Regions from separate parts of the Homo sapiens genome. Here region 1 is linked to region 2. The links are chromatin contacts, found by Hi-C or POLR2A ChIA-PET in ENCODE. All regions are on one chromosome and are shown on one strand. Each heading gives the region's core, a stretch centred on a gene start or an enhancer-like site at or near the end of the contact. The rest is flanking DNA. Distances are from core to core; before and after follow the strand shown.

What was found. Hi-C counts contacts between places; a loop is a spot of excess contacts on that map. ChIA-PET counts read pairs that join two places held with the same protein, here RNA polymerase II (POLR2A). Pooled maps may share reads with other maps.
Region 1: a map of CD14-positive monocyte shows a loop between it and region 2 (6-fold over the local background). The contact joins two enhancer-like sites. A Hi-C loop is called at or near these places in 1 of 168 maps with a recorded cell type or tissue (CD14-positive monocyte) and 7 of 50 pooled maps. POLR2A ChIA-PET finds 5 or more read pairs at or near these places in 2 of 52 experiments (BJ and GM12878).

The regions. Positions count from the first base shown.
Region 1 is chr6:155,526,815-155,531,087 of GRCh38, forward strand. No RefSeq gene overlaps it. Among named protein-coding and RNA genes, the nearest start is that of NOX3, 73 kb to the left of the region's middle. Within about 2 kb of position 2,342, at least 7 of the 41 ENCODE cell types and tissues checked have a DNase peak (open chromatin) inside an H3K27ac peak, as active enhancers do; they include CD14-positive monocyte, where a contact is called at or near this core.
Region 2 is chr6:155,221,824-155,226,174 of GRCh38, forward strand. The region is part of intron 15 of TIAM2 (TIAM Rac1 associated GEF 2); the gene reads left to right. Among named protein-coding and RNA genes, the nearest start is that of CLDN20, 40 kb to the right of the region's middle. RefSeq lists an enhancer at 1,931-3,130. Within about 2 kb of position 2,373, at least 9 of the 41 ENCODE cell types and tissues checked have a DNase peak (open chromatin) inside an H3K27ac peak, as active enhancers do; they include CD14-positive monocyte, where a contact is called at or near this core.

The sequences.
Region 1 (4,273 bases), core at 1,092-3,591, 300 kb after region 2:
AACAGGACTGGGAGACCCAAGATACCTCCTTCTCACAACATAGCTGCTGCTGCTGTCACGTCAATGATGACTACTACTGTACACTGAAGGCACCACTATTTAACTACTCACCATTATTACACCATTTCAAATTAAATGAATGTACAGATTTATGACTTTTGCAACCCTTGCAATTCTGTTATTAGCCTATAATTGAGATCGTTCAAGCATCCTCCATCTTGAATTGCTTGCTGTACAATATCCCTGCCAAAAGTCTGGCTGGCAAAGTTGATAGAGCAGCATAGAAACAACCATTGTCCATTAGGAAGGCTACCTTCAAAAGGACAGAAAATAATAAGTGTTCGCAAGGATGTAGAGAAATTGAAACTCTTATGTACTGTGGGTGAAAATGTAAAATGGTGCAGCCATTATGGAAAGCAGTGTGAAACTTCCTCAAAAAAATCAAAAATAGAATTATCATATGATCCAACAATCTTACTTCTAGGTATATATCCAAAGAAATTGAAAGAATGATTTCACAGAGATATTTGTGCAACATTTTCATTGTAGCACCATTTACAATAGCCAAGAGGTAGAAGCAGTCCAAATGTTCGTCAATGGATGAATGGGCAAATAAAATGTGGTATATACACAGAATGGACTATTATTCAGCATTAAAAGGAGAAAATTTAAAAAGCACAAATACTGTATAATTCCACTCATATGAGGCATTTAAGATAGTCAAAAGCATAGAAAGAAAGTAAAATGGTGGTTGCCAAGGGTTGAGGGAAAAGGTGTTTAATGGGTAAAGTTTCAGTTTTGCAAGATGAAAAGTGCTACAGATATATTGCACAACAATGGGAATGTACTTAAGACCACAGAACTATACACTTAAATGGTTAAGATGGTAAATGTAATCGCATGTGCTTTTTACCGCGATAAAAAATATTCAAGGAAGAAAGGTTATCTACTGATTAGTACCTAATCACCATTGCCACTTGAAAATCCAAGACAAGAATTAGCAATATATTTTTATCTTAGTTGACAGTAGGATCTTGGATAATTAATATTTGTTGGTGGTTTATTTTTAGGGACAAGAAACATCATTATAGATGCTTCTCCTGTATCATCTCTCTTTCAAACAACTGATATTTGATGGTGTATCTAAATTCATTCCTTTTGGTATGATATGGCTTTCTTTTGGCATTGGTGGTATTTTAATGGGCAAAATAAGTAATAAGGCACTTGTTATTTAAAAATTAGAAGTGAGCATTCTAGTCATCCATTTCTTCAAATTTTCTAAGCTCTACCCTTCTTCCAAGTTAGGTCACCCAAATGCTATATGCCTGGAGAATATTAGTGTTTCCCTTTCTGTAGAAGTGGTTCGACAAATTCCCAATACATTAACATGTTTTTGACCTTTATCCAGGGTCAATCTAAGAAATGGCTTTATGAAGAATACCTCTCTATCATTTGTAAAATTGCTATTAAACACAATGTTAATTTATGTTTCTTATAAAACACACTTGCATTCAATCTCTCTGATTTTTTTTATTTTTTATTTTTTAGTTTGGGAATGTTTGTCTATTTTTCTTATGTGACTATATTCTTCATTTATTATAAAATGAGAATGATATCACCCATTCTGTTTTCTCTTTACCTAGCCTCTAGGAAATCCAGAGTCTATGTTTATATGAAATTTAATAATTATTTAGCCCAGATTTCTGGCATCATTACCAACATCATCACTATTAAGCATTACATCATTGCTTTGTATTTCTTTGTGAATGAACTTTAATCCTGTTACGGATTTAACTGTAATTTCTGAGCTTGTATTCCTTATCAAACAGCAGGGAAGTCTCCCAATTTGTCATTGGAAGGCTTTTCACTTCTGTGCTATTACCTATTGAAGCATTTCTCAAATGTTTAAAAACTGTCCCTAAAGGCAGAAAGAATGAATGAAAATCCTGAAGGGGTTTGGGAGTGTATCTCAAGTAGCTCAGTGCTGGCATAATATTTCTTTGTATTTTATGTTTTATCTCCTCCAAAAACACATCTGCATTTTTTAGAGATAAAAAGATAATTTTTAAATCACTTATCAGTCAACATACTTACCTTTTCCTTTTTAAATCTTTGAGTAAAATTAATACTCAAGGTAGATGTACTATTTTTATCTTGTGACTTTGAAACCCCTTTGATTCCTGACACTAAATGTAACACAAGAGAGACATTGAGAGCTGAAAGTAAACCTGCAAATAACCTTTCCCAATCCCTTCATTTCCTGTGTAATGAAACTTGGGTACAGAAAAGTTCAACCAAGATCTCCCAGAATAGATTTTGTTTCTGGTCTCCTGGGCCAAAGGACTTCCTGTTACATCACATGCCTCATTCTATGGCCTTGCAGCCTAATGAATCATACAAGAAGGCAGGATCAGATGATCTGCAGCTCCCTTTCCAGCCCTACTATTTTGTTTTTGTGCTTCTGAAAGCCATGACTACACTGAGCTCAATAATATAAGTGGAGTTAAAAATAATTAAAGACGTCAATAGCTGTCATGAAGATGCCCAATATTGTGTAAAGTAGTTTGCATCCTAAACACACGACTCACATGAGAATATTTTGAAGGATGCAGCAATGCTCCTAGAACACTCTGTACACAGAGGTGGGTGAAAGTTTGCATTTAAATTTCAACGTTCTGTTCACCTCTATTTTTATATCAGAATGTAAATGTCACAAAGACAGATATCATCAACAGGGGGATATTGTTTGTACGTATCAGTTTCTGGATATAGATTCAGGTCCCTGAGTTATTATTCTTTAGTTAGTGCTGTCCAATAGAGCTTTCTGGGGTCATGAAATGTTTAATATCTGCTCTGTACAGTATGGTGGCCACGAGCCTCATGCGGCTATTGAACACATGAAATGTGGCTAGTGCAACCAAAGATCTGAATTTTATTATTTATTTATTTATTTTTATTTACTTATTATTATTATTATTTTTTGAGGTGGAGTCTTGTCTTGCTCTGTTACCCAGGATGGAGTGCAGTGGCACGATCTCGGCTCACTGAAACCTCCGCTTCCTGGGTTCAAGTGATTCTCCTGCCTCAGCCTCCCAAGTAGCTGGGACCACAGGCGCCTGCCACCTCACCCAGCTAATTTTTGTATTTTTAATAGAGACAGGGTTTCATCATGTTGACCCGGCTGGTCTCCAACTCCTGACCTCAAGTGATCCACCCGCCTAGGCCTCCCAAAGCGCTGGGATTACAGGATGAGCCACTGCACCTGGCCTGAAGATCTGAATCTTAAAAGTTAAGTGTAATAAATGTAAATAGCACATATGGCTTCTGGTGACTGTATTGGACAGTGCAGCCTCTGGGTCTTATAAAAGAGGAGAGATATAGAATTGGAGGAATGAGGTGATCAACTTTCAAAACACAGATACGAAGAACAGGCAAGTCATTTTCTTTTACTTCAAGTCTTTCCAAAGATATCAAATTAATCATTGTTAATCATATTAAGAAATATCTCAGGAGAGGAAAAATATTTATCTTTTTCTTAAAAAAAAGACAATTTAGTGACAGTCATAAAATTAACTGCTTTAAAACGGGGGAAAAAAGTGAACACTAATGCCATCTTGTGGATTCTGGATGCTGGGACATGCTCAGGTTTTGTGAACGTGTGTTCAGTGACAAGCCATGAAGTCCAGAGAGTAGTCACATTTGCCTTTCAGTTATATATTTTGAATGTGTTTGCATGAATTATAGCCAGAGGGCTTCAAAGAATATCCACACATTAAAAATCAATCTTGAAAAAATAAATAATCTTTTATTCTTGATTGACTTGAATGGCTGATAAAGGATGGGCAACTATCTGAATTCAGTAACAATGAGTTTTTGAAAAAAAAAATCATAGTTGGCGCCTGTTTGGGTTCATTTCTATAACAATAATTTAAAACATTTTCCCAATGTCTTCCTTTACCTCTTTAAAGTATCATGGAAAATAAAAAGGAGATACAAAAAAGTGCTTAGAAATTTTCAAGATCCTTGAATCAAAACAGAACTATCTTTCTATATTTTATATATCTGAAAATGTTTTTGATTGTCATGTATAGTTATATTTGCTTCATCACATACCAACACACACACACACACACACACACACACACACACACACACTCCTGCAGTTATTCAGTTCCCTTTTCTCATCTCATATTCCTGTCATTAAATGAGTTGTACGGCCCTCTAGGACAAGAACTCTGCCTTTGGTACCATAGTGCTTGTCAAATATTAAGTG
Region 2 (4,351 bases), core at 1,123-3,622:
GCTATGGAGACCTTGATATAATTTTGCTTTCTGTGGGAGAAGAAAGCAGGAAGTTTGATTTCTCAGGCCAAACTAGCCTCAGTGTAAATACCATTTGCAGGTTCTTGCCTATTCTTCTTCTTATTTATTTATTTATTTTTGTTTTTTTGAGAGGGAGTCTCACTTTGTTGCCCAGGCTGGAGTGCAGTGGCGCGATCTTGGTTCACTGTAGCCTCTGCCTCCCGGGTTCAAGCAATTCTTATGCCTCAGCCTCCTCAGTACCTGGGACCACAGGTGCACGCCACCATGCCCAGCTAATTTTTGTATTTTTACTAGAGACGGGGTTTCACTATGTTAGCCAGGCTGGTCTCAAACTCCTGACCTCAGGTGATCCACACTCTTCAGCCTCCCAAAGTGTTGGGATTACAGGCGTGAGCCACCACACCCGGCCTGTTCTTGCCTATTCTTTGGGGAAGCCACCTCGACATGGGGTACACTCGGAGTAAGAACACATGGGTTGGGTGGGCGTGGCTCACGCCTGTAGTCCCAGCACTTTGGGAGGTTGAGGCTGGTGGATCACTTGAGGCCAGGAGCTCAAGACCAGCCTGGCCAACATGGTGTGACCCTATCTCTACTAAAAATACAAAAATTAGATAGGCATTGTGGCTCGTTCCTGTAATCCCAGCTACTCGGGAGGCTGAGGCATGAGAACTGCTTAAGCCCAGGAGGCAGAGGTTGCAGTGAGCCAAGACTGCACCACTGTACTCCAACCTGGATGACAGAGCAAGACTCTGTTTCAAAAACAAAAAACAAACAAAAAAAAAAAACACAAAAAAAACCATGGGTTTTTTGCCCTAAGTCTTACACTGAGGAGCCGTTTCTTCATCCTTGGGTAAGTTGTCAAACTTCCCTATCTGTGAAACTCAAGGGTCCGTCTGACCAGCTGTCCTGCCCTGATGTCTCTCCCTGTCTGTCTTTCTGCCTGAATGCCTGATCCAAAGCAGCTTTCTGCTAGATATCCCTTTTTATCCCCATGAATATGGAGAGCTGCTTAGAAGAAGAATCTTAGCAGAACCCTATTAGAATTTGCTTCGGTCGTTTATTGTCCTTCATGCATTTCATTGAAGCTAAAACCTGTAAGATTTTTGGAGGCTTCTCAGGTAATGGTATGCGAAGGTCAGGATGGTTAGATACCGTATTTCCAGATGCTCTCTGCTCTTTTATGCACTTACGTTATTTAGGAACTTATTTCAAGCAGACCATTTGAGAATCTGAGGAAAGCTATGGGTCCCCAGAAGATTGCTTATGCACATACGTTAGAAATTGCAGACAATTCCAGGGAGCTCCCCAGTCTTACGATGTTTATTCACAGCTTTCCCTGTTAGGAATTTATGAACCGTCAGTTTGTGATCCTTACTTTGAGTAAACATCTGAATAGCCTAGCCTGTGTCTTAATATTATTGATATTGCAGAATCAGTTATCAAGTACCTGCAATATGAACAGCACTGTGTTTATATAGTCAAGTGATATTTTGAACTTTGTTTTTATCTTAGTCTAATTGCTTGGGTGAGATTAGCTATTAATGCTTTATTTTTTTAATGTGCTAAGAGATGTTGAGGAACGTTAAATAAATAACAACCCCTAGATGGCAAATAAATTATTAGGTTGAGACCAGAATAGATTATATTGATGATGGTGGTTAGACATCCCCAGATTTTTTTTTCTTTTTTTTTTTTTTTTTACTCTGCACTTCAATGGATGCAAACCCAGGTTGTTAAACACCAATCGCAGCATTACGTGCTGGGATGTTTTGGCATTTTGAAAGTTTTATTTTCTATCATTAGTGAACAAAATGGGTTTTTTTTTGGAGTAAGAATTTTAACATTTTGATCCCAAACCAAACTTTTATGGATCTCTTTAGTAAAATAAATAGCTGTCTGATGGACTAGGAGGGGTGTTTTTTATGCTCAGCGTAAGGGACGCTCAGGTGGCTGTGGCTCCTGTGTTCCCCGGCAAGGGCGTTGCCAGTGAATTTCACCCTTCCCCTTTCCATGTCAGCAAATTAGCTAAGCCCTTGTTGTCGTTCGCCCTTTTTCTTTTAAAGAAGTAATAGGCACAATTACTATCTAATTTTGGCTTGCCACTGTGTGGGTGCCTGGAATCTCATCCGATCTTTAATATTTACCCAGGGGGGTGGGTGTAGTGTCGCATTATTCATTCACTCATTAAATCCCCTTCACCGAGGCCTGCTCAGATGCTTGCCATTGTTCAAAGTTCTGAAATCGTCACCTGGCTGCCTTCTGTCAATATTCTTGCGTAGAGATTGTAGTCCAATGAAAACCTTGTACTGAGTGAAAGAAGATGTGTTTGAGTTTCAAGGCATTTTCTGTGCCTTTCATGACTCATAGCAGATTCTCACCTTGTGATAAAGTTCCGGCTCCACAGTGGTGGCTGCTTTTGCTTTTGCAAAAGTAAGTTGTGAGAAATTGTTCTGAGTCATTTTGCAATTTCCTCTATAGACTCAGCTAAGAGTAGATGTGTGTGTCATGAGTAGATGTGTCTGGAGTTGAGGGAGGAGGGGTCATGGAAAAACTCTGCCTGGAAGTGCTTCATCCAGGTACACATGATGGTATTTTCACCATCTCAAACACTAGCTTCTAACTGCTGAAGGTTAAGATGGGATCATTCGTTTTGTAAATCCGTCTCCTGCTGTCTTGATAATAACATGAAGAAAAGGGCAAGAAAAACATGGATGTGTCATTAGTATGGAAGGAAGGAGGAGAATGGAGGTTTGTTTTAAAGGCACCCCCAATTCTCTTTCCCTCTTTCATCCTTTCGTTGGTTCTTGCCCCTTCCACACCCCGACTGTGTTTGTTCAGCCTCCAGCGCATGCTGCCGCCTCTGCTATTCACCTGCCTTTGCGCTCTCTCATTCTTTGCTGCCACCTGAGTCCTCTGGTGTTTTCAGAAAACAGCTGGCAGAGGAGGAGGCTCTGAGATGTGCAGTTGCTTAGAAGGTTCTGGCCTGGCATCTGCACAGCGGGGATTTCATCACCAACTGCTCAGAAACCACAAATGCTGCATGCCTGGAGGAGTCCTGCCATCTTCCTACCTTGCATGCCACTCTCAGCTGGTTTTGGGATTTTCTATTTATTTGTTTGTTTGTTTGTTTGAGATGGGTCTCGCTCTGTCACCCAAGCTGGAGTGAAATGGTGCGATCTTGGCTGACTGCAACCTTTGCCTTCCAGGTTCAAGCAGTTCTCCCACCTCAGCCTCGCATGTAGCTGGGATTACAGGCATGCACAACTGCACACAGCTAATTTTTGTATTTTTGGTAGAGATGGGGTTTTGACATGTTGTCCAGGCTTGTCTCGAACTCCTGACTTCAGATGATCCACCCACCTCGGCCTCCCAAAGTGCTGGGATTACAGGCATGAGCCAATGCACTCAGCTGGGATTTTTAAGAGTTTATTCCCTTCTTGGTTCATTCAGGCATAGATAAAGGGCAGTCTGAGGGCCCGGGTGACACACCCATCAGGACAGGTTGGTGCTCTGCCTTCCTCTCATTTGAGCACCGAGGTCTTGAATTTGGGGCTTATACAGATGAGTTACCAAGATGGGGAAAGGTGGACCATCAAGCAGTAATACAACGTGAGGCTTACAGGTAACTTCTAAGTGTGGGGCTTTAAAGAAAGTCTCTGTTCACATTCTGTCACCCTCACTCTGTCTCTTCCATCTTTTTCTTGCCTGAGTGTCCTGGTTCTGCTGCCTTCTCTAGATCCCCAGCTCTTCTCACCACCAGGGATACCTGGCTTTGGTTCCCATGTATTTATTGATTTCTATTTTTAAGAAGTTTGATCAAAACTGTCAAGTTATTTATTGAAAATGATAGTTGTCTTAGTTTAAATCTTATTCCATTTCTGTTAGAAGTCAGTGTAGATTATAGAGTGGTAAAGTCTCAGATAAATACTTATATAAATAAAGATAGGTATTGTTCCATATAAGATTATCATTATTTTGAGAACCTGTTGATGAGGGTGCCAGATGTGACTGTTGCATTACTCAAATCCAGCAAAAAACACTGAACAAAAACCATAATTAAAGGGGCACACAGGGTATCTGTGCTCACTTTAAGGCAAGTAGCCCTTGGCAGTACCCCTGCTTAATTAAGGTTGCCAGGATATTAACATGTAATTGATGTTTTATATACTTATAACTTTCCTCCCAGAAGCTACAATTTTTTTGAAACCAGATTCCAAGCATTGTTTTAAGCCAATATTAGAAGAGAAAGTGTAGGGCTTTCTAAGCATGAAGAGGATGTGATTTCAGACGAAATCATAGCACCTGGACCCTGTCTCCCTGCCCCCATCCC